Regions from separate parts of the Homo sapiens genome. Here regions 1, 3 and 4 are each linked to region 2. A link is a contact called in ENCODE Hi-C or POLR2A ChIA-PET data. All regions are on one chromosome and are shown on one strand. The core of a region is the stretch at or near the end of the contact, and the rest is flanking DNA. Distances in the headings are between cores, read along the strand shown.

What was found. Hi-C counts contacts between places; a loop is a spot of excess contacts on that map. ChIA-PET counts read pairs that join two places held with the same protein, here RNA polymerase II (POLR2A). Pooled maps may share reads with other maps.
Region 1: a loop to region 2 is called in a map of PC-3, with 10 times the contacts of the local background. The contact joins two enhancer-like sites. A Hi-C loop is called at or near these places in 3 of 168 maps with a recorded cell type or tissue (GM12878, PC-3 and endothelial cell of umbilical vein), 31 of 37 single-sample maps with no recorded cell type and 11 of 50 pooled maps.
Region 3: a pooled map shows a loop between it and region 2 (3-fold over the local background). The contact joins two enhancer-like sites. A Hi-C loop is called at or near these places in 1 of 168 maps with a recorded cell type or tissue (GM12878), 13 of 37 single-sample maps with no recorded cell type and 10 of 50 pooled maps. POLR2A ChIA-PET finds 5 or more read pairs at or near these places in 2 of 52 experiments (GM12878 and MCF 10A).
Region 4: a map of PC-9 shows a loop between it and region 2 (10-fold over the local background). The contact joins two enhancer-like sites. A Hi-C loop is called at or near these places in 7 of 168 maps with a recorded cell type or tissue (PC-3, PC-9, dorsolateral prefrontal cortex and 3 more), 1 of 37 single-sample maps with no recorded cell type and 9 of 50 pooled maps. POLR2A ChIA-PET finds 5 or more read pairs at or near these places in 1 of 52 experiments (OCI-LY7).

What each region holds. Positions count from the first base shown.
Region 1 is chr2:12,286,019-12,289,546 of GRCh38, forward strand. The region is part of intron 3 of MIR3681HG (MIR3681 host gene); the gene reads left to right. Among named protein-coding and RNA genes, the nearest start is that of MIR3681, 89 kb to the left of the region's middle. Within about 2 kb of position 1,278, at least 4 of the 41 ENCODE cell types and tissues checked have a DNase peak (open chromatin) inside an H3K27ac peak, as active enhancers do.
Region 2 is chr2:11,862,197-11,865,773 of GRCh38, forward strand. The region is part of intron 4 of LOC105373430 (a long non-coding RNA gene); the gene reads left to right. Among named protein-coding and RNA genes, the nearest start is that of MIR4262, 27 kb to the left of the region's middle. RefSeq lists an enhancer at 1,287-1,336 and a silencer at 1,607-1,656. Within about 2 kb of position 1,620, at least 11 of the 41 ENCODE cell types and tissues checked have a DNase peak (open chromatin) inside an H3K27ac peak, as active enhancers do.
Region 3 is chr2:12,125,832-12,128,971 of GRCh38, forward strand. The region is part of intron 2 of MIR3681HG (MIR3681 host gene); the gene reads left to right. Among named protein-coding and RNA genes, the nearest start is that of MIR3681, 72 kb to the right of the region's middle. Within about 2 kb of position 1,865, at least 5 of the 41 ENCODE cell types and tissues checked have a DNase peak (open chromatin) inside an H3K27ac peak, as active enhancers do.
Region 4 is chr2:12,154,181-12,157,419 of GRCh38, forward strand. The region is part of intron 2 of MIR3681HG (MIR3681 host gene); the gene reads left to right. Among named protein-coding and RNA genes, the nearest start is that of MIR3681, 43 kb to the right of the region's middle. Within about 2 kb of position 1,596, at least 7 of the 41 ENCODE cell types and tissues checked have a DNase peak (open chromatin) inside an H3K27ac peak, as active enhancers do.

The DNA of each region.
Region 1 (3,528 bases), core at 28-2,527, 420 kb after region 2:
TTGGCTCAGGCTCTTTGTTCTCCATAGGACCAGTCAAAAATCTTTCAGCAAATACTATTTACCTAGGATTACCTGGACTACTATCTGTACAGCAGGTTGACAATCTAAAATATTTAAGATATAGTCTCTGAAAAAGTTAAATCACATCAATAGCTAACTGTGAAACTGTGCTCTGGACTTGAAGCTGTATCTGATTCAGGGGTCAAAGAGAAAGAGAGGGATTTTGTTGCAACCAATTCTTTATATTATATAAAGCTTATTATAAGCATTTGTTACAGTTGTTTTTTCCCATATATTATTGAAGTGCCGTCTTTGTCTGGGTTAAGTACCAGAGGTTCGTTGTCTCACACTAAGAAAATCAAGGATGTGGACACACAAGTAGTGAGTTTAAGACTGGAGGTTTAATAGATAAAAGAAAGAGAACAGAGAGTAGCTCTCTCTCCTGCAGAGAAAATGGGGAGCCCAAGTGGGTCTTCCGGTCTGTGGTGAAGTGCAGGAGGTTTTATAGGCTGGCTTGAGAAGGTGATGTCTGATTTACATAGGGCCCAAAGATTGGTTGGACCAAGTGTGACGTTTACATAGTTTGCAAAGAAGCTGGCTATGCCACCCTAATCTTTTATTATGCGAATGGATTTTCCACCTGGCCTGCTCCATGTTGTCTGCTCCTCACTGCATATGTGGTTGACAAAGAAAAGGGAAAATGAAGCTGCCCTGTTGAACATGCCTAACCCCTGTGTAGCCTTTTCCTATTGGCATGGCTGCTGGCATTCACTCACGCAGGCTTCCAACTTGCTTATCTATGTCTTTAGCTTGATCTTACAGGCTGCTTTGTGTTAGAAAAAAAGTGATTTTAGGGCTGCTTTTTATTAAAAGGAAAACCTTACTGAGGACTTCCTTATTCTCACTATCTGCCTGAATAATTTCTTTTTAACTCCTATATCATTATTTTATTTCCTATAGCACAACAGTCATATAAGACTATTGCCCCAATTTTAAGTTAGAAAATTGATGCTCCAAGAAATCAAAATTGGACCCTCGACGCAGTCAAATGTTTATGCTGATGCCACCAATGGGTATGTAGGTGCAGGCCATCAATCTGGAAGGAGTAGGACTTTCCCTTTAAATCACTTGCCAAAGCCACTAAGTATACATTAATACATTTGTTCTTTGCCCTTTAGGAAAACTGTTTTCTTGAAACAAGGCTACTTATTTTAGCTTTCATAACCCAAAATGAAAGGAAGCACTATGATAAAGTTCTCTATGATAAAGATCTTTCCTGAGATACTCCCTTTTTAAGCATTGAACCTTACCTTCCGGCGTTTCCTGTTACTCATCTGTTATATGTCTCTGCCAATTACAGAAGGGTTTTTTTTTCTGTATTCCCTTTTCTTCACTTTCACTATTTATTCCCCATTTGTAAACCATCAAAAGTTTGTGCTTGAAGCCATTCGGCTTTCTTTAACTTTTGACATGATTCAGTTCTACAGCCAATTTCCATGTCATTCCTCATAGAAAACAAACAAACTGAGCCCAGGACATAAATTTCAGAGTCACTCAGCTGGGGTAGAGGACTGGGAAGGTGTCTGGCTCACAGCTCCAGGCTGGCAAGGCAAGCACCGGCTGCTCCACACCCTCACACCCCTGGGAGAGGAGTCTTTTCGAAACCCAGGAAGCCACTAACCTACCCAAATGAGAATTTGTTTTTGGGTAATCACCAACTAACACTTGACATAAACAGCATAGACAGCCCTGAATTAGGCAACCCTGAGTTTGAGTCTTGACCTTGAGAAAGTTGTGGGCTTTTGCTTTATTAGCTATAAAATGCACATAACAATAGTCTTGACCTAGTAAAAGGCTGTTGGAAAGATTAAAAGAAGAAATGATTAAATGAGATAATGCCTGGCTTAAGTAAAGTACACATTTGATAAATGTTACCCATTACTATTTATGAAATGCTTCTCTAAGAAATCAATTTCCTATTCTCTTTCAAGTCAATTGACTATACCTTTATTTTTAGCCCTTGGGATAAAGCTTACCAAGTCTGGATCAGATAGATTGAACAATGGGTTGCTGGAGATAATCAATAAATCCAGAAAGTGTTGCTGGGGAAGAAGCTTAACAAAGACCCTCTTCTCACATGGCCATAGACTGGGGGAGTATGCTTATCTGATGAAGGTGACCTCATCTCAGCCTTCCAAGAACACATTCTTATCCTTTCTCATCTCTGGTGGCAGCCCCCACCACAAACGCCTTGAGACCATAGATTCTCTTTTCTCTCCCCCATCAACTATGAACAGACAAAGATCCTAAACTTAAACTGCTGAGAAAGTTTAAAGGGTGGCTCCCCTCCCCAGTTCCGTGCCTTGAATGGAAGCTCAGTGTCAGGACAATAAACTTGTCATCCTGTTTACATTGGTTTTTCAAGGTTAATGTTGGAGGGAAGGAGGGCTTACTTGAATACCCTCCTTGAATCAGAGCATGTGTATTTGCTTATAAATTAACCATGCTAGGCAGAATTCATATCAGTAGCAAACAAGATACTGGGGGACAATAACAGTTATGGATATTTGTCCAGTGCTGGATAAATTCAGATCATTTTCTGAACACGTTTCATTTTGTTTCCCAACATCGTTTTAGGGCATCTTGATGCAGGAGCGGGACCAAGAATTTGGCTTCAGAAGTTCAGGTTCATATGTCAGCTCTGTTTAAGCCCCTCTCTGTGCAAGCTCAGGAAAATGGCTTCCCTAATGAAGCCTCAGTTCCTAACCTGGAAAACAGAGGATTTTTAAAAACATCCTACTTCACAGGGCTTTTAAGAGATTGGATGGAACAGTCATTGATGACCTGTCTTTCCCCAGAAATCTTCAGTTCAGAAAGTTCAGGCATATTAAAAGATGGAGTCAAGACAGAATGGGGTCTTCTGACTGAAGGGTCTTCCAGGGCCCTGCTTCAGGGTCCCTGTTCCTGAAACGTTAGCCATACCCTTGGACAGAGCTGGAACTTGGGCACAACCAGGGACTCTCAGTCTAAAATGAGGTCTCTGGGCACAGAGTTGACAAATTTTGAATTGTGGTAAAATAGTTGATCAGCGCGGCCCCATTTTGCCTCCCAAGGGATAATAAAAGAAACCATCACTGCTGACATCTGCATGGGAAGGCAAAGAATGACATTTCTGCTGCGAAGAAATGAACCATCGAATGCATTTCAAGACAGTGTGAGGTCAACTGTAATAGTGGTAAAACCTGAGGCCTCACACTAAGATGTCAGTGAAGAAGAACAGATCACCATGAACACAGAGCTTTAGGTGATGAGAATGTTTCTCTCTCTGAGTGAAACTTACTTGGCAGAAAAATTGCAGAACTCAGGCTCAGTCTTGGCAACTTCAGGGGCCTCCCTAGTTGGGGCTTAGTCTAACTTTCTCTTTTTCTTATGTTAAAACTATATTATATACATAGAACTTTTCATAGATCTTTGTGTTTTGTGTGAGAGATTCTTCTTGAGAATATATCTATATATTTTAAAAATAGA
Region 2 (3,577 bases), core at 370-2,869:
CTGGCCTAAAAGTGTCTGGGGAGATTTGCTGGATGTTGAAACTTTCAGCTCTCAAAGCTTCTGACATGCTGCTGTTTTTTGAAGGTAATTTTTCTCGATGACTAGTTGTGCATTTCCCTCCATTAGTTAGGGGCCTCCCTTTTCCCTCCCACATTGAGAAGGGCAGTCAGTCACATCTGTGGAAAGGTGCCAGGTCAGGCCAAGGGGCTGAGAGCTGCCTGGGTCCAAAGCTAGAATTGCAGCGGCTGGTGATGGCCAGGTTCCCTTTCCAGCTGGCTCAATTCCTTTTCTTTTTCTTAGAGGATTTTAAGAAACTGTGTTCATTTGTTCATTTATTCATTCAATGAACTCTTACTACTTACATCAACAGCATGCACACATGAAGACAATGCTTTAAGTGTTATTGTCAACTCCAAACATATTCCCCGGGTAGTCAGAGAAGGGAACACTAAATGGTGATGGGGTAGGGAAAGGTTTCAAAGAGTGGGGTGATGTTGGATATAGGCCTTGACGGTTGAACGGGAGTTTGCCCGAGGGCGATGTTCATCCCAGTCAGAGAGAATGGAGGAATAATGGATAATGGAGGAATTAATTGCAAGGATTCAAAGATGTTACCTATCTCAGCGTTTAGAGATGTTGATGTTTACTGTGTAACAGTTGATGACTGGTGAAGTTTTTGCCTGTGTGTAGGAGTGTTGGTGTGTAGGTATGTTTCTGTGTTTGGGGGAAGGATGTGTGTGTGTGTGTGTGTGTGTGTGTGTGTGTCGGGGGGTGGGATTAGGACGGGATGGATGGACATGTTGGTAGAATTCAGCATGAAAAGGCTTGATGTACCTGAATATCACTAGACCTTTGAGAAGATAAGGGTCCTCCACTGAGACATGAAACAACTGGGTGGCTGGCGAAAAGCTGTCACAATAGCAAAGGGTTCTTCAGAACTTCAGTGGTAGCCTGTCACCTGTCACCTTGCACCGGTTTGAGACTCTTTGAAATCTGGTGCCTGCCTATGCAGCTCCATCGTCTTTCTTCCTTCTGTGGCCCCTCCAGGACAGCTAAATGCTAGGTTGAGGTCAACAAGGAGTAAAACCTACCCTAGGCTTTGAAGTAGTTTGTAATCTTGTCAGATGAAACAGGAGGCGGGGAGGATGTCATGCACTGGGCGTTTCCGGAGAGCCATCTGCAATCGCAGCCACCACTCTCGGTTTGCATTGACTTTTTCCTATTTTGTTGGGTTCAGACAGGCATAGTACAAAAACACAAGTTACTTCTCAAGCCATATTCAGCCATTCACTCAGCCAGCATTTATGTTCCAGGAACTATTCCAGCCTCTGTGAATGAGTTCAGAACAAGGAATGGTTATTCAATGGCAACAAATTCGTCCATTCTTACCCTTGGTGAAATTAATCACCTCCCTGAACCTCAGTTTCCCATCTGTAAGATGGGCATAGCAACTCTTTCCTAACCAGAAGGTACCTGTGGAAGCCTCTGGCTCAGCAGGTGAGAAGTGTGTTTGTGTTCCTCTCCCCGACGCCCTCCCTCAGTACTTGCTTCCCAAGACATTGCTTTCCTTTGTTGGGTCAGAGGTGGGGTGTCGTTCCCCTTGCCACCAGCAGATGGTGCCCAACAATCCCCTGCAGGGAACCGAGGCTGCCCGCCTCCCCCAGTCTCCCCACCATCCAGCTCCCTTCCGCCCCTTCTCTGGGACACGTCAGTCATTCCAGGTCCCAGGCAGAAAGTTACACAAAACACTTTGTGTCTGTCAGCAGATTCCTGGAAGGTCACGCTGAATGATGAATGCTCCTGGGTAGGATTGGAGGGCTCTTTTTTCTTTCTTTTTTTTTTTTTTTTCCTTTTCTTTCTTTCTTTTTTTTTGTCTCCCATGAATTGCATCACTGGGCAGCCTCTTGGCTGTATTCAGCCGACTCCTGCGGTTTTTAGACCTTTCCCAATTGTTCGGTGTCTGCTTCCTCTCCAGGACCCTTCTGGCCAAGGCAGGATATTCAGGGTTGGCTGTGGCCAGGGAGCTGGCCATTGTCTAGCACATTCCATACACACACCCTGCCCAGCCCATCCTCCACTCCCAGAGCCTGGACAGACTGTGGTCCTTGGGACAGAGACCTGGTGCATTGCTGTGACCCCAGGTGACAATCTCGCTGCCCTGATTTCCAAATAAGGGGAGCCTGGCCTGGCAGAGAAATGAGCCTAATTTCCAAAGTTGAATTTCCGCCAGGATCAGAGCCTTTATATATCCTGGTCTTCGGTGTCCCCCTTCTTCCTGACCACATATAGACTGCTTATGATATTTTTTAACTTTGCCAGCTCTTTACCCAAATTGAGTAGCCATTTTGCTTTTGTAGATATCCTGAGTTGGCTCCAATTTAACATCCTGACCCATCATCCTGGTGTTAGGTATTAGGACCATGGTCCTGATATTTTGCTTGAGGAAAATGAGCCATACCACTCAGAGGTGTGGCATATGTGGCATGTGAAAGCACCTTTCTCCTCCATCAGTGGCCTTACTGATGCAGGGCAGTGGGAGTGAGTGTATGTACACAGAGCAATACAAATGAACCCTGCTCTCAAAGTCTGCGCAAAGGGGAGTGAGAAGACAGAGCAGGTGTAGTCCCTGGAGTGAGCCCTGCTGCAGAATAGATGGAAGGGGTGGGTCCAGGAACCCCGAAATGGAAGCAGCAGTGGCTCTGCTCCCCATCACCCCGAGCAATCACGTGGGGATTTGTGTCTGTCTCTGCAATTTTAGGCTCTGAGGATCTAAAGCTCTTGGTGCCCGGAGGGGAAATAATTATTAATACCATCAGGGAATACAGTAAAGAGCCCACTAAACGTAAAGCTGCAGTTGCTGCCCGGTCATTTTGGGTTCATGTGCCAATAGATCACTGGGCAAGGAAAGGAGTTACTACCTCGGTAGGAGTAATGAACCCAGCCAGGTATGGTAGCTCATGCCTGCAATCCTAGCACTTTGGGAGGCCGAGGCAGGTGGATCACCTGAGGTCAGGAGTTTGAGACCAGCCTGGCCAACATAGTGAAACCTCGTCTCTACTAAAAAGTTAGCTGGGCGTGGTGGTGGGTACCTGTATTCCCAGCTACTCGGGAGGCTGAGGCAGGAGAATTGCTTGAACCTGGGAGATGGAGGTTGCAGTGAGCCAAGATTGCGCCATTGCATTCCAGCCTGGGTGACAGAGTAAGACTCTGTCTCAAAAAGAAAGAAAGAAACAAACAAAAAAGAGTAATGAACCGTGCTCATCACGAGGAAACAGTGAGCTGCTGCTTTCATAATGCTTCACAGTGGGGGCAGGAGGAAATGTGTTGGGCATCAGGTGATCCCTTGGGCACCCCCGGCACTCCCACACTCAATTCTAAGAGGAAATGGAAAGGTTCCGCAGCTATGGCCTAATAAGAACAAGAAACCCGGGGGCTAGACCCTCCCTGCACCCCGCTGCCCCAGGTGAAGATCTGGGTACCATCTCCCTCAGGAAAATCCACATAGCTCAGCAGACCTCCCAGCTGCTGGGGAGGGAAATGTTGTATCGCTGGTGGAAAAGGGAAATGGTGAGTTTCG
Region 3 (3,140 bases), core at 615-3,114, 260 kb after region 2:
CCATTGTGAAGCTGCATTGGAGAACCTGTACTTTTGCAACTTTACTGTCCCTTTGAATTGCCTGGGGATCTTTTAAGTGCAGATTCTGACTCAGTGGGTTTGAAGAGAGGCCTGAGAGTTTACATTTTTAAAAAACTTTTAGATGATGTGATGTTGTTGGTTCCTGTGTCACACTCTGAGTGGCAAGGTGAAGACACATATTTGGTGGATAATGCAAAAAAGGAAGGACACCTGACTCAGTCCCGCTGGAGCCCAGGGGAGGGGGAACCAGCATGCTGAAATGAGCACAGCCATGATCTGCATTCTGCTTCACTGAGCTATTGACAAAGTTAAGTTCAGTGTGAGGCCCGGAGTTTTGGGGGAACCATGAAGCCAAGCATATTCTGTAACCAATGAGGCTGAGAGCACCTTAGAAACACATTCACTTTTCCAACTTCAGAATCTAAATCATCATAGGTGTTTGCTAAATGAGTAAAGAGATGCGGAACAGGCACTCTCTTCTTTGAGGGCAGAAAAGGACCCACTTTATTGCTATAGTGTGACTTGAGACAAGGATTCTGTCTCAGGGTGTTTCATGAAGAAAAGATAAGGCGTGGTATTAGATTCAGGGTCAGGCTCCAGCCCAAGCTGAGGTCCAAAGGGAGTGGGTGACTGAATGGCAGATAGCTGAAAGAACACTTGGGGGTGCCGTAGGTAGGTGAAATACAGCTTTATTCAGCAGCTCTCTCATCAGCAGTTCTCTTACCCTGTCTGCTCTGTCTCGGCTACTTGCTCTGGTCACTCCCATGCACAGTTGTGCAGCTGGCTCTCCCTTTAGGGTCAGCAGCTTAACTCTCTCTCTGGACATTAGTGCTCATGACTGATACTCTATCTTACAGGAAAATGACATTTGCTATTATGTGATTCAAAGCATACTTGTTAATTATCATATTTTTAGCAGATACATAACATCCATTTTTAGAACATTCAGGAAAAAAAGTCATGTCTTTGAAGACATGTCTAGGTTACAAAACTCTGGGTAGTCATATAAGAGCTTTCTTTTCTCTTTCTTCTCCCCCTTTACTTTTGGTCAATTATAAGCCAGAATGAAAAGACGTAGTTGACTTCAGAATGGTGACTTACTCCAACCAAGAGAGAGTGTTGCTGTATAACACTGCATTTTCAGTGTGTGCAGGAAGTATGATGGTTGGGGGACTCTTTGCCATGGTTATGTGATCTCATGTCAAGGACAGGCTGTTATGAACTGTTACCCCCTAAAATTCATATTTTGAAATTGATTCCCCAATGTGATAGTATTTGGAGGTGGAGCCTTTGGGAAGTGATTAGGTCATGAGGGTGGAGCCCTCATGAATGGGATTAGTGCCCTTATAGGAAAAGGCCAGAGAGCTAGTACCTCTCTTTTCATCATGTGGGGACACAGCAAGAAGTCAGAAGCCTACAATCCGGAAAAGGACCCTTGCCTGAACCTGACCATGCTGGCACCTGATCTGGGGCTTCCAGCCTTGGAACTGTAAGAAATGAATTTTAGTGGTTCATAAGCCACTCAGTTCACAGTACTTAGTTATAGCAGTATAACTTAATAGTAGCCCGAATGAAGATGGAGATTGTGTTTGAAAGCAGGTGGATGTAGCCAACTGTATAGTTCCAATAAAAGGAGTGGTAGTTTGATAATAGAGGGGGGAAAATGAAGACTGATTTCATGCATTGAGGTTTGATTTACATTTTTGCTATCAGAGTTTATTTCCTGCTTTAAATGGAATCATTCATGGTGAAGAATAAATCAAATTCTGCTTGAATTTTCACAGTCAGGATTGGGTGTTTTCTCTTTTTAAGACTTAAAAAGGAGCCAGGCTCACTGTTACTTCCTGTGCTGTCACCTGAAGCAAAGCAGAGTCTGAAATTCACCCTTAAAGAGACAGAGCAGGGGAACAGAAGATCTTGCTTGCAATCATAGACTCACTTTTTCCCTTTTCTCTTTCTTAAAAAAAAACCCCGCATTTCTCATTTTCCTTCTTTCTAATTTCCCCCTTTCTCTTAGGTGGAGTAAAACATGAGCTTCCAGAACTAGGTAGTGCAGTGAGCAAAGTGGCTGTATTTCTTTCTACAAATGTGCACTTCCTGTTCATGTTTTGCAGGTCACAGGAACGCCTGTGTGGCTTCAATCTGCCTATGTCCCTTCACTGTGGGGTAAACTCACATCAGGCTTGGAGGTTGGCTGATGGCATGCTGCTGACCTTTATTAAAACTTTTGTGTGTCATATTTTTTGGACCTCTTTCCCTCCAAGAGCTTCTACTGCAATCCAGAATGGAACCCTTGAGGATGAACGCTGGTGTCTTGGCACTTGTGCGACTATGTTCTACTCCCATCAGGGGTCCTGTCCCTCGGGACTTTGATACAATTTCTTACTCACTTCAAAGGAGGGTATTCTGGATAGTGCCTTATAAAGCATGTAATACGTGAATAAATTCTCGTTGGGAAGGGAGCCCTGTTTAGGGACTTCATCTGGAATGTGCTAAAAAGCAAAACAAAGTAATTTAAAAAAAGTCAGTCAAGCCTTCCTATTTAGAAGAGTAGACCACAAAGTTAGGGCTAGAATCTGGAATAGGGTTGGAGTTGAGAGTGGAAACTGATCTGCGTAATTAAGTAACAGGAATTTGTAGGGATTTGGAGTCTTCCTGATGCATTGCATAGGGAAGGTGGAAATTACGTGTGTGTGTGTGTGTGTGTGTGTGTGTACACGTATAGATAATGAAGAGGAGTGCAAAGGAAATAGTTAAAGAAGAGAAAAAAAGTCTTGGTAATGAAAGGAAGTCCATCAATTTAAAACTAGAAACTGTGCAATTCTTGGCAAGGATGGCGGAAGAAAGGGTTAATGAAGAAAATAGGTGAATGAATTGTGTGTGTACCATGCACATGGTGCCATGGTTCACTATCAATATTCAGTAAGTGTCTGGTTTCCAGGAAAGCCTGGTATCAGGGTTGCTCTGAGGAATAAAAGAGAGAGTTTGAGTTGCACACCAAAGGGGTTGAGGTGATGGAAGAAAGCCAGCAGCCTTAGGAAGTGAGAAAACTAGCAACTCCTGGGAGTCATAGGAAGCAGGAATGTGGAGCCAGGGTGGGGAGGAGAAAGTAAGCCCTT
Region 4 (3,239 bases), core at 346-2,845, 290 kb after region 2:
CTCCCTCCCAGCTAATCTGCAAATCCCTAGTAACACTAATTTTGTTACTGTCTCCATGGTTCTGCCTTTTCTCAAATGTCATATAGTTGAAATTATACAGTACATAGCCTTTCAAATTGGTTTTTCTAAATAATATGCATTTAAGTTTCCTCCATGTCTTTTTATGGCTTGATAGCTTATTTCTTTTTTATTTTATTTTTTGGAGCTGGAGTCTCACTCTGTCGGCCAGGCTGGAGTGCAGTGGCATGATCTCGGCTCACTGCAACCTCTGCCTCCTGGGCTCAAGCAATTCTCCTGTTTCAGCCTCCCGAGTAGCTGGGTTTACAGGCACACACCACCACGCCCAAGTAATTTTTGTATTTTAGCAGAGACAGGGTTTCCCCATGTTGGCCAGGCTGGTTGATAGCTCATTTCTTTCTAGTGCTGAATAACATTGTATTGTCTGGATGTACTACCGTTTATTTGTCCATTCACTTACTAAAGGAAATCTTGGTTGTTTCCAAGTTTTGGACATTACGAACAAATCTGCCATAAACATCTGTGTGCTGGTTTTGGTGTGGGCCTAAGCGTTCAACTCATTTGGATAAATACCAAGAAGTACAATTGCTGGTTCGTATGATATTTGTATGTTTAGTTTTGTAAGAAACTATTGAACTGTCTTCCAAAGTGGCTGCACCGTTTTGCATTCCCACCAGCAGCAGCTGTGAGCTCCTGCTGCTCCACATCTTTCCTCTTGTTGCTGTCAGTGTTTTGTCCCTTGGTGTCCTAATAGGTGTGTTGTGGTATCTCATTGCTGCTTTAATCTGCAGTTCCCTAATGTCACATGATATGAAGCACTTTGCATACGCTTATTTGCCTTCTGTACACCTTCTTTTGTGAAGTGTCTTTTGAGGCCTTTTGCCTATTTTAAAAATCAGATTGTTCATTTTCTCATTGCTGAGTTTTAGGAGTTCTTTGTATATTTTGGATAACAGTCTTTTATCGGATATGTCTTTTGCAAATGTTTTCTCCCAGTCTGGGGCATGTCTTCTCATTCTGTTGATGTCTACTTTTAAAATCTTTGATTATACAGGGTTTTATAGCTCTCCGCAGTTTTTCAGACTTTCATGATATCCATGGCTGTAGCTACCTACAAAGGCTGCTGACTTTTAAAAACTTTCACTTCCAAACCTGACCTTTCTCCTTTGCCTCAAACATTGAGGAACATTCAGAAGCATACCCTACTGTCCACTTGACAACCCCACCCAGTGCCCCACAGGCCCTTGGTATACCACATGTTACAAATAAACTTACTGTTTTTCCATTCCCAACGCCTTCTTTGCATCTCATTCCTTATCTCAGTGTCTTGTCTTACCTCCCACTGTTTCCCCCAAGCTACGAGACTTTGAGTAAATACTTCCTTCTCCCTCTCCTCCCTCCACAATTTGTTATTCGTTATTAATTCTTTCCTATGTTTCCCATTTTGTCCAAAGGATGACACCAAATAAATATGAAAAAGTGCCAGGCCTGGAAGAGTTTGTGGTCTTTCCAGGCCACTGACTTATGAACAATTCTATGGCATCGGGACAGAAATGCTTTGAAATATGTATCTGTGAGGTTCCACAGGACAAAGAGAAGGAAGTGACTAACCTCTGGGTGGAGAGCAATTTGGAAAGTTTTCCGAGAGTGGATTATATTGCAGCTGAGGCTTGAAGAAAGAATAAACAGTCTCAGAAGGAGAAGCCAGCACAGGATGCAGCTGAGTGCTGGGCTGACCCATGGGTGTGAGTGGCTCCTTTGGAGACAGGCAAATCATTTGACCCCAGACTATGGGCTGCACAAGGAAACCGGAACCTAGCTGAGAGGTTTCAGTACAAATATAGATGATAGTGTGGATGCCAGGCTTGGGTGTCTAAACTTTATGCCAGAAGCAGACAGAGCCTACAAAGAATAATGAGCAGAAAATTGATGATATTTTTTGAAAGATTATTTGGGCAACAATGGGGAGAATGCACTAGATGAGCAAGACTAGACATGGATTTCTGAATTTTTAGAGTAAAGATGGAGAGTGCAGTGAGACAGGTGGGTTCTCCTGAAGACTGTGTCCTTGACAGGAGAATGTACATGGGAACAGATGTTACACGCCAATTATGATTTAAATGGAGTCATTTTGATCTTTCGACTCTATTTTCTTTGACTTGAGTTGGAGTGCAGGATCTGGTCTTGGGCATCATGCAGGCCGAGAACTTCATTTGGAAAGAAGACAATATCCTTTTGATGTCTAAGTGATTGTCAAGTTAGCATGAAGATCTCTCCAAATACACTTCAACCTGACATCTCCCTGCAGCCTTTCGCTGTGTGTTTTACATAGTAGATGTTTGGCCCTGCGGTTAAAAATTTACATATGCCTTAAGGACAGAATCCATGCCCAGAGGAGATCACCCTGAAAAGTAGAACTGTCTAGCAGATAGAACAAGTGGAGCTGAAGGTCATATTACTCCACAAAACTGTGGATTCTTGCAGAACCCGCATTCAAACAGACCTTGTCAGCCTGAATTCAAACACAGTTCTGAGTTAGCTCTACTGCTGACATGTTTCCTTGCCCAGAGGTTTCTGGAAATGGAGAAAGCAGCTCTGTTACTGACAAGAAAAAATATGTCTTATCTGAAAATACCAGAGAGTATTTTCTTCTCTCTTAAATTGGGTCAAATGCACTCAATCTAATTGGAAAATTTTATAACAAAAAATGAGAACTCTTCTACAAGTGGGCTTTCTGCTTAAAAATGCAGCTGAAAGCATTATTATAATAGACTATATATTAGTTATTGTGCAGGTCATCTGAGGATGGGCTTTGCTCATACCTGGTAGAAGGAAAGAAAGAATAGTCTCTGAAATGTGTAAATTATGGGTTGCAAAAAGAGGTGAGCATTTCCTAGGGAATGGAACTGAATAGTTCAGGGGAAGCTGGACACGGAGTTCTCTCAGACATGGGGAGCTTCAGTTCTCAAAGGGTGGGCAGAAACGAGCTTGAGATCCAAGGTCTCAGCTCATGCAGCATGAGAGACACAAAGGACATTCAGTGAGGTATTTAAGGGGGTTTTGTTCTCTTTTATTCAGAGTTTCTCTTTGTTTTTTTGTTTTTGTTTTTGTTTTTTTTTGAGATGGAGTCTCGCTCTGTCGCCCAGGCTGGAGTGCAGTGGCGCGATCTCGGCTCACTGCAACCTCCGCCTCCTGGGTTCAAGTGATTCTCCTGCCTCAGC